Linked DNA regions of Homo sapiens: region 1 is linked to region 2. The links are chromatin contacts, found by Hi-C or POLR2A ChIA-PET in ENCODE. All regions are on one chromosome and are shown on one strand. The core of a region is the stretch at or near the end of the contact, and the rest is flanking DNA. Distances in the headings are between cores, read along the strand shown.

Evidence for each region. Hi-C counts contacts between places; a loop is a spot of excess contacts on that map. ChIA-PET counts read pairs that join two places held with the same protein, here RNA polymerase II (POLR2A). Pooled maps may share reads with other maps.
Region 1: a map of naive thymus-derived CD4-positive, alpha-beta T cell shows a loop between it and region 2 (2.5-fold over the local background). The contact joins two enhancer-like sites. A Hi-C loop is called at or near these places in 2 of 168 maps with a recorded cell type or tissue (CD4-positive, alpha-beta T cell and naive thymus-derived CD4-positive, alpha-beta T cell), 7 of 37 single-sample maps with no recorded cell type and 14 of 50 pooled maps. POLR2A ChIA-PET finds 5 or more read pairs at or near these places in 4 of 52 experiments (GM12878, activated CD8-positive, alpha-beta memory T cell, activated T-cell and 1 more).

The regions. Positions count from the first base shown.
Region 1 is chr2:25,511,097-25,516,026 of GRCh38, reverse strand. All of the region lies in intron 9 of DTNB (dystrobrevin beta), which reads left to right. Among named protein-coding and RNA genes, the nearest start is that of DTNB-AS1, 92 kb to the right of the region's middle. Within about 2 kb of position 1,852, at least 3 of the 41 ENCODE cell types and tissues checked have a DNase peak (open chromatin) inside an H3K27ac peak, as active enhancers do; they include GM12878, where a contact is called at or near this core.
Region 2 is chr2:25,451,342-25,456,087 of GRCh38, reverse strand. It overlaps DTNB (dystrobrevin beta), which reads left to right. Exons shown (of 21, transcript NM_021907.5): 11 at 594-683; 12 at 4,453-4,540. Among named protein-coding and RNA genes, the nearest start is that of DTNB-AS1, 33 kb to the right of the region's middle. RefSeq lists an enhancer at 2,836-2,895. Within about 2 kb of position 2,852, at least 2 of the 41 ENCODE cell types and tissues checked have a DNase peak (open chromatin) inside an H3K27ac peak, as active enhancers do; they include GM12878, where a contact is called at or near this core.

The sequences.
Region 1 (4,930 bases), core at 603-3,102, 61 kb before region 2:
AATTGTCTATTTAGATATTTTGCCTACTTAAAAATATTTACATAAACTTTTTATTTTAGTTTTAGATTTACAGAAGTTTCATAAATAGGACAGAGTTTCTGTACACCCTGCACTTAGTTTCCCCTGTTGTTAACATCTTAGAAATGAAGCAGCCAGGCGCAGTGGCTCATGCCTGTAATCCCAGCACTTTGGGAGGCCGAGGCAGGTGGATCAGCTGAGGTCAGGAGTTCGAGACCAGCCTGGCCAACATGGTGAAACCCCATCTCTACTAAAAATACAAAAAATTAGCCGGGCATGGTGGCGGGCTCCTGTAATCCCAGCTACTCAGGAGGCTTAGGCAGGAGAATTGCTCGGGAGGTTGTAGTGAGCCGAGATTGCGCCATTGCACTCTAGCCTGAGCAAGAAGAACAAGACTCAGTCTTAAATAAATAAATAAATAAATAAATAAATAAATGCATGGATATCCACTTGTCTAAGCACCAGTTGTTGAAAAGACCATTCCTTGCACCATTGAGTTGTCTTGCCATCTTTGTCAAAATCAACCGACTATAAATATGAGTTTATTTCTCAATTCTGTCCCATTGACCTATGTGTGTATCTGTCCTTATAGCTGTACCATATGATCTTGGTTACTATAACTTAACAGTAAGTTTTGAAATTGGGTAGTGTAAGTTCTCTTCTTTTTCAAAATTGTTTTGGGTATTTTAATCCTTTGCATTTCCACACACATTTTAGTCTATACCTGTCAATTTTAACAAAAGATTTTGATAGGGATTCTATTAAATCTGTTGAGCAATTCTCCTCTTCTTCCTTCTCATACTCTACCTTTCTTCTCCCTTGTTTTTTTTCGGTGTGTTTGTTCTGCTTTTTGTTTTTCTTGCCTTCTGTGTTTGCATTGAGTCCTGTATAGGGCACAGTCATCTTCTATGTATAACAAATCCTTAGCAGTAGCCACAACTGTGGATATATTCCCTTTGATTCAACCCACTTTTATATCCTGCTTAATGATAATAATGTCAATGAAAAATCCTTTTAAGATTTTTCAGCTGGGCGCGGTGACTCACGCCTGTAATCCCAGCACTTTGGGAGGCCAAGGCAGGCGGATCAGTTTAGGTCAGGAGTTGGAGACCAGCCTGGCCAACACGGTGAAACCTCATCTCTACTAAAAATACAAAAATTAGCCAGGCGTGGAGGTGGGGCCTGCAATCCCAGCTACTCAGGAGGCTGAGGCACAAGAATCGCTTGAATTCGGGAGGTGGAGGTTTCAGTAGCCGAGAGCCACTGCACTCCAGCGTGGGTGACAGAGCAAGACTCTGTCCCCACCAAAAAAAAAAAAAAAAAAAAAGATTTTTTTCAAAGATGTTTCTTTTTATGTGAACTTACAATACAAATCATCTGTTCCTAAAAGGGTGTTAGATGTATGCAAAGAAAATTCAGAGATGAAAATTCAGATCTAGTAAATTCGTTTAGCACTACAATATATTTGTCCTATGACATAACCCAGCACATGTCTTTTTTTGTTTTTGTGGGGGGTGGGGGGGCTTTTATCCCTTCAGTGACTTCCCCTTACACTTAAAAGCCGAAGTCTATACAATGGTCTACAAGGCCCCATAAAATCTGGTTCCTGGCAACCTCTCTAACTTTATTTCCTGCCACTTTCCCATTGCTCTATCCTCCTTTGTTATTCTGGTTTTGTTCCTTGCAAATACCAAGTGTGCGTCCACCTCAGGGCCTTTGCAACTACTGGTTCCTTTGCCTGATGTGCCCCTCATCCTCATACTCACATGGCTTATTTGTTTATGTTATTCAGATCTCTCCTTAAATGTTAGCTTCTCAGAGATACTTTCTGTAACTTTTTTATCTAAAATAGCACCATCAGTCACTCTGTTTCCTCTTACCTTGTTTCAGTTTCTGCATGACACTTGCCATTATATGACATTTTAAAAATTCATTTTTGTATTTGTTTATAATCTCTACCCTATTAGACTGTAAGTTCTTTGAAAGCAAGGCTTTTTTTTTTTTTTTCCCCACCAAACTCATTTTACTGCCAGAGACAAGGACTTTATTTTACTTCCTGCTCTATCTCCCTATCTGGCGTGGGTCTGGCAGATAGTAGATCTTAAATACTTACAGAATGCATAACTGCATGTGTATCTATATGTGTTCATGACTTACTAATAGTAGTGATATTCATGAGGCATTCAGGTTATTAAATGATATCAGTGTGTCAGAATGAGGCAGGCTTTATTTCTTGTGGGGTTTTTTTTTTTTTTTTGGTTGTTTTGTTTTGTTTTTTCTTTGAGATGGAGTTTTGCTCTGTCACCCAGGCTGGATGAAGTGCAGTGGTGTGATCTCGGGTTACTGCAACCTCCACCTCCTGGGTTCAAGCAGTTCTCCTGCCTCAGCCTTCCAAGTAGCTAGGACTACGGACACCCGCAGCCATGCCCAGCTAATTTTTTTGTATTTTTAGTAGAGACGGGGTTTCACCATGTTGGCCGGCTAGTTTCAAACTGCCGACCCCAAGTGATCGCCTGCCTCGGCCTCCCAAAGTGCTAGGATTACAGGCGTGAGCCACCAAGCCCGACCTATTTCCTGTGTTTTTACAGTGCTAGACCAATAATTCAAAAATTGAAGTTGAAAGCAATGGTTCTCTAGTTCATTATGATTGTTTTAAAAATCCTTAAAAAGTAATCATTCATAGTATTGGAGAAATTTGCTTCTCTTTGACATTTATTTCTTCCCTATCTAAACCTAAGTTATACCTGTAATATAATTTCATGCAGACATTGAGCCTCAGGATTGTATTTCATTTGAATGGAATTTCTTAATAGGATTTGTATACTGACTGCAATTTAGAATAATTTGAATATTTCTCCGCACCTTTGCAAGTCTTCACATTGCCCACTTTTGACTGGTGCCTGAGTTTAGAACCTGCTGTGTTAGCTCTCTTTCATTCTTCTCAAAACTCTGATCTGTCTACATATTTCTAACAAATTAATCTTCTTGAGTCACTGCCTTTGTCATATTACTTCCCTATTTAAAAATCTACAAAACCTCACTGCCTGTAGAATGAAGGAGGCACTCCTCGTGCTGGAATTCAAGGCCTGTGTAATCGGGACCCACCTTACTTTTGGAATCTTATCTTCTACTACTAATTTATGGAGGACAAAGCCTCTGCTCTGCCAGACCTGCTGCCTTCCTACCCTTTAAAACTTTATTGCCCTTTCCACCAAGCTAGCTCATGATGTCCCAGCCCGGCTACCTGCTTTCCTGAATGTCCTACTTGTCTCTTTCAGATTTACAGGTTTTCTATATCCTGGAGTCCAGTTTAAATCCTGGTATGTCCATGCAACCTTCCTTAAACCCTCCAAGTAGCTAACTCATATGGATCTCTTCTTTGCATTCCTAAATTCCTTGAGCTCTTATTGTTTTATCAGTCATTTGATCATCCAATAAAATGCTATCTCTTTCCTTAAGGATTTCTTGAGTATGTATTAAACCAGGACTTCTTGAAGATTGTAAGCACTTTCTTTGCACCTTCAACTTTTTAAGGGCTGGGATTGTACATCTTTAGTGCCTGGCAGATTCCATGTGTTTGTGGGACTGAACTTTATACTGATTTGTGTTTCTAGAGGATGGAGCACAATTGTAAATTCTAGTTGAATTAGGTTAAATTCAGCAACTTTCTTGTAGTCCCTCTGTTCAAGGTCACATTATAGGACCTTGCTTGTTGATTTGGTATGCTTTTGCTGGTCCTACTGACGCTTTGGAAGGCAACCAAAGAGTAGTTACTCAAACTGTAAAAATCTGTATTTTTTATGAGTTTTTGGAGAGAAGTTTGTCTTTTACTACCAGAAATAATCCTGGAAGTCAAGATAAGGTTGGAATAAGGCATCTCCTTTGGTGTAAAGTGGCCCTTTTCTTTTGTCTCGCTTTTTCCCCTTTGGATCATGTTAATGGAATAATCCTAAGGGTAAAACTGGAGACTTTGGCTCCAAGCATGAATTTAAAGAAATGTTCAGTTAAATTGTATTGAATAATCTACATCCTTGGTTTTTCACTTTTTTAAATAGAATTGTTTTGGAATTTAAGGGACTTCTTTTTTCCCTTTAGTTATTTCTTCTAAGCTGTGACCACCTCATGTTTAATTCTATATAAATCCAGCTGTTATTTTTCACTCATTTCCTGTGTCCAGTTTATCACAAGGAAAACATTCTTGTGAAGAGCTTCTCCATAGAGTTTATTGAGATGAATTTTTAAAGTCTTCATTTTGAGAAATTGATTAAACTGCTACTGATGTTATCTGAGTGAGCTCAGCCCTATTGAAAGCTTAAAATCTAAAACTGATACTGTATGAAGTATCAGTTCCATATGGAAGCATTAAAAAAGTAACCCGATTGGGCGCGGTGGCTCACGCCTCTAATCCCAGCACTTTGGGAGGCCGAGGCAGGTGGATCACCTGAGGTCAGGAGTTCGAGACCAGCCTGACCAATATGATGAAACCCCATCTCTACTAAAAATAGAAAAATTAGCTGGGCATGGTGGTAGGCGCCTGTAATCCCAGCTACTTGGGAGGCTGATATAGGAGTATCGTTTTAACCCAGGAGGTGGAGGTTGCAGTGAGTCAAGATCGCGCATTGCACTCCAGCCTGGCCAGCAAGAACGAAACTCCATCTCAAAAAAAAAGTAACCTTAAATTTGAACCAACGTGAATTTAGGGTATGAAACTGATTTATATTGACATAATCTATGCATTTCTCACATAAATGAAGTGAATAAATACAAATAAATGGTACGATGCTGAACAAAAGAATACCTTTTAAGAAAATCTTTTGTGTTTCCATATAGGTTTAGGACATTAATATGTATTGTTCATCTGGTTGTGTGGGCACTCTAATTTATAAGCTGATCACCTCAAATTCCCTCTCAC
Region 2 (4,746 bases), core at 1,603-4,102:
GCCTCACTCAGAGTATATAGTGTTGCCTTATAATTAGGCGCAGTTCTAATGAGTTTGGGATGGGTACCAGTTTTATGGGAGAAATAGACTGATGCTAAAGGCAGTATCCTTATAGAAATAAAAATGTTTAACTGGCAACATGAAGTAACACTGAAAATTCTTAGATGTACACAAAAGCTTATAAAAGCATAGCGCTAGGGGGTCATGTAGTGATATTTAGTAGATTGGCTGTGCCTCAGTTGTCTTGCCAGAAGGCATCTTCTAAAAAGTGCATCATCACAGAGCGCAGCACCCGAACAAAAGTGGTACATGCGGCTCCCCTGCCGACTCAACAGGTTCTTCCCAAGGGCTGTCATGTCAGTGGGCCAGCGCCACTCCTGAAGGACTGCTTTTGTTTAAAGGATTTGAGAGATGGATTCCTGAGGATCTAACACCATATTCCATTATGCATTGTGGGTTTTTTATTGTTTTCCTTATCATGATTTATTATTTTTTAAATTTTTCTTTGAAGTTTGCTCATTTTAATCCATGTTCATTTCTCCCTCTGTATGTGTTTGTGTCACGCTTGCTGTCTTTGCCTCCATTGTTCCTAGGTTACAGTATAGCCAGGATATACCCAGTCACTTGGCCGATGAGCATGCGCTGATAGCCTCCTATGTGGCCCGTCTGCAGCACTGTGCACGGTCAGTGGTGGTGCAGCAGCAGTGGGTAGCCACGGGTGATCAGAGGGAGGGAGAGCTTTGCTACCTGGGGTTGTCAGCTGGAAAAAAAACTGCATGTCAGGTTTTTCTTGAGCAGCTACCAGCTATGTTTGGCAGAGTTAAAATAGTTGCTAAGCATTAGCTTCTACAAGAGAGGGAGGCTTGCCAAGCCTGGGCGCTGACCTAAACATGGAGTCAGACATTCTCCTTTAAAGTGGGGTTCACTTCCTTCAGCTTACACTCAAAAAATATATAAACCTATGAGGGATCGCAGTACTCACAGAGGTATCTGATGCAACCTCTTCCTGTTCATTCTTACCTAACTAATGAAATCTTTCTATTGACATTCCAAGTTTAGAGTTGATCAACCCACAGATATCCCACTTTGTCTTATCTGGGGACTTTGATACTGTCACCCTATTACATCTTTACCACCCTTTATCTGTTAGCAGGAATCTGTCAGTGTTGATTATTTAAACCGGTGATTCCCAACAATGGTATTGGGTCACTGTCACCTGAGGGTCTTTTTCCAAATTATGTAGACCCTCTCATATTATAATAGTTACATGTATTATAATAGCTCCACATTCCCCTTACCCTGAAAACTACTGCGGTAGTGACTCACTGTTAATAAGAGAATGTGTCTGATTCTTCAGTGGTTTGGGATGGAAAAACGTTTGATAACTGCTAACTATAGCAAAGTTAATCCTTTTTTTAAAAGATTTAATACCGAAAAAAGTGGTATTACTTTCAGGTAGGTCCAAAGTCTCCTGCTCACTCCATGCCCACACCCACCACCATTCTTCAAGTAGGATGACAGGTAAAGTTTAAGCAATCTAAAGCCATCCTTCCCCTACATAACAGCAAAGAAGAATCACAGTGCCAAACAACTTGGAAAGCCATGCTTTGAGATTCTTGTTCTTAGAGAGAAAACCATAATTTATAAGCTGTACACATAACAGAGGCTGAAGCTTTAAATTTTGATCTTAGTTTTGCTTATAGCATGCCATGGCTCCTTGGGAGGGTCATCTGACCTTGCTGCTACTTCCCCTAATAACAGAAGAATAAATTAATAGTCAGTTGGGAAATATACATATGAAAAAGACTTTTAAATATTATACTTTATACCGTTTTCCATAGTTTTCCTGATATGACTAAATAGCATCACTATTCTGGGGTATTTATGTATCTCTAAAGCTTGGAGAAGTAGAGTTTTCTTTTCTTTTTTTTTTTTTTTGAGACAGAGTCTCACTGTGTCGTCCAGGTTGGAGCGCAGTGGTGCCATCTCAGCTCACTGCAAGCTCTGCCTCCCGGCTTCATGCCATTCTCCTGCCTCAACCTCCCGAGTAGCTGGGACCACAGGCGCTCATCACCACACCCAGCTAATTTTTTTGTATATTTTTAGTAGAGACGGGGTCTCACTGTGTTAGCCAGGATGGTCCCGATCTCCTGACCTCGTGATCCGCCGGCCTCAGCCTCCCAAAGTGCTGGGATTACAGGCATGAGCCACTACGCCCGGCTGAGAAGTAGGGTTTTCTAAGCTTCTAAATATGTTTAATAGGCTTACCCTCTAGGAGGGAAGGAAGGGCCTGATAATTGTGTGCACTGCATCACAGAGTGTCTCCTCATCCAACAGATGATTTCTTTGCACACTGTCCCAGCCTCTTGGTCTCTAGGAACAGAGTTGTTTCACCCTAGGCAAGACAAATTCTTTATTATCACTAAAGGCAATTGTCCAGAGTGAGCAAAAGTTTCCATGGTAAAAATAGCAGCAGAATGTTTGACAAGAGACTGTTACCTAGTAATTTAGCCCAATAAGATTTATGGTAGGTTTAGCTAAGGCCCTGAAGTCTCACCTTGGCTCCCTGAACAAAAATTGGTGGCTGGTAGCCCTGGGAGAACATGATGAGTGAGTGAGTACTACATGACTTCTTGATTAGTAATCTAAGAAGCTGAGCTTCATACTTCTTCCGAGAAGTCAGAACTTTTCTGGCTAACTAATTCTGAAAATGAAAGTCAATTCAAACAGAAGAATAAGGATCCTTTCTAATCATTGACCTTAAAACCTCTCATCAACACAAGCTTCTAGTTTCTGGCTAGAAAACATAGCCAATTAAAGCAGTCTGTCATCCACACTCATGTATAAATGACAAATAGGATCAACCTTCCTAAGGAGATAGAATGTGATTGAGAAAAAGGAGCTCTTTTGCACAGAAGAACCTATTGTATCCCTTGCCAGATAACAGAGGTCAGCCACTTTAGGCCCCACTTCTTCGGCTACCAATCCCTCCATAATATGATCCACTTGTATCGTTAAGCATTCATTTTTATTGTTTTTTTTTTAATTTAAAAGATAGTTCTCTTATTTCAGACAAATACCTTTAAAGCACAAATATTATAGTTTATCTCTCACCTTGGGGCCTTGACCCTAAAATATTAAAGCCGCCTAATAGTAGTCTGTTCTTATTACAAGATCATTTTTGAGAGGGTGATCATCCTGAAGATGGATATTTGCATGCTTAAAATTATAAAGTGTTGACAAATGTCATAGGCGAAGACTCGAAGCACTTAAAAAAAAATCCCAGAAGAAAGACTAAGTTAAGCTTAAAGACTTAGCCAAAGAGATAGAAAGATTAAAAAAAAAAAAACTAGAAAAAATATAGTTGATTCTACACATGAAAAGTTCAGACAGGTCTTTATTGATTTAGCCACACCCTTCCCAGATTCCCCTCAGTAATTATAACAAACTTCGATGAGTATTGAAGTCATGTCTTTAAATTTTTCTGTATGACTTGTCATACTGCCAAACTCTGATCAAGGGTTTTTGGAAACCCAAGAACATAGGGCCAAAGTGGAGGTAAGCCACAACAGCCACCTCTGGTCATTTAGTCAACATCATCACTGTCGTCTTAAAGCATCTGCCAGTCCTAAACAGAGAATTATATAGCCACAGTCCCTATTAATCTAGGACTGTCTTGATAAGGATAAATAGCATTTGGTATACTAAAGAAGTCATGTATTTCAGAATCAGAAGTTCCATATCAGCATCCCATATGCAGAGCCAGCCTATTACTCAAGAACCCTTCCCTCATCCAGATACCACATTGTCTGATAGCCTGTCTGAATGGGTCCTTAGATTTTTAGAGTATTGGTACTCTTGTTGAAAAGTAATGCATTAAACTAATTAACTCCAAGATGGGGCTATAGATGTAGAATGAGCATAGTAAAGGAAGAGAAAGGGGCATGAAAAGGGGAATATTTGATGTCATGGAATCTTTCCAGCTTTACAGTGTGTTTGGCCTGCCCTGGCAAGGCCAAACTTTTGCTTAGCCAGTGTTAAGTATATTTTTTCTCAGCCCTCTGTTTTTCATGATGCTTTAGTTTTCTCTTGGTCTTTTTGAATTTGAGATCAAGGTCTAAAAAGTCATCAGTTTTAAACATTTGGTTAGAAATCCCTGCCTCAGACTTTGTGGGTGCCCTGTGTTTTCTCAGGCCTTGCATTCAAAATGAAGTGCCCCTTTGATGGTGGAGGAGCAGCGGGGATGTGCTGCCAGTGAGGAATGACAAATGTGGCCTCCTCATTTCTCTAAATCCCCTTTTTTTCAGAAGACCATTAGTATCTATGACCCAGGCCTCTAGTTCTTTTATTACCATTCTTTTATGAGCTTTTCTTCCATCTGTTCTTTCTGAGAATGGAACAAGAATAAGGGATGTTTAATAGACACTTGTTGCATTTTTATTTCCTTGGCAGTGTTCTGGACAGTCCTAGCCGACTGGATGAGGAACACCGTCTTATAGCTCGCTATGCTGCCCGGCTGGCTGCAGAAGCAGGAAACGTGGTAAGTTAATGGAGGATCCCAGGAGAGTAGCAGAAATTAGCATTACTTTAATATGCAAATGGAAAGGGAATAGTAGACATGAAATTTAGGAGAACAGGTACCTCGGGGACACTTTCCACTTTTCCACATGCTAAGAGTAGAAGGAAACTTCCTCACCCTGATAAAGAACACCTACAAAAACCTACAGTTAAGATCACACCTACAGT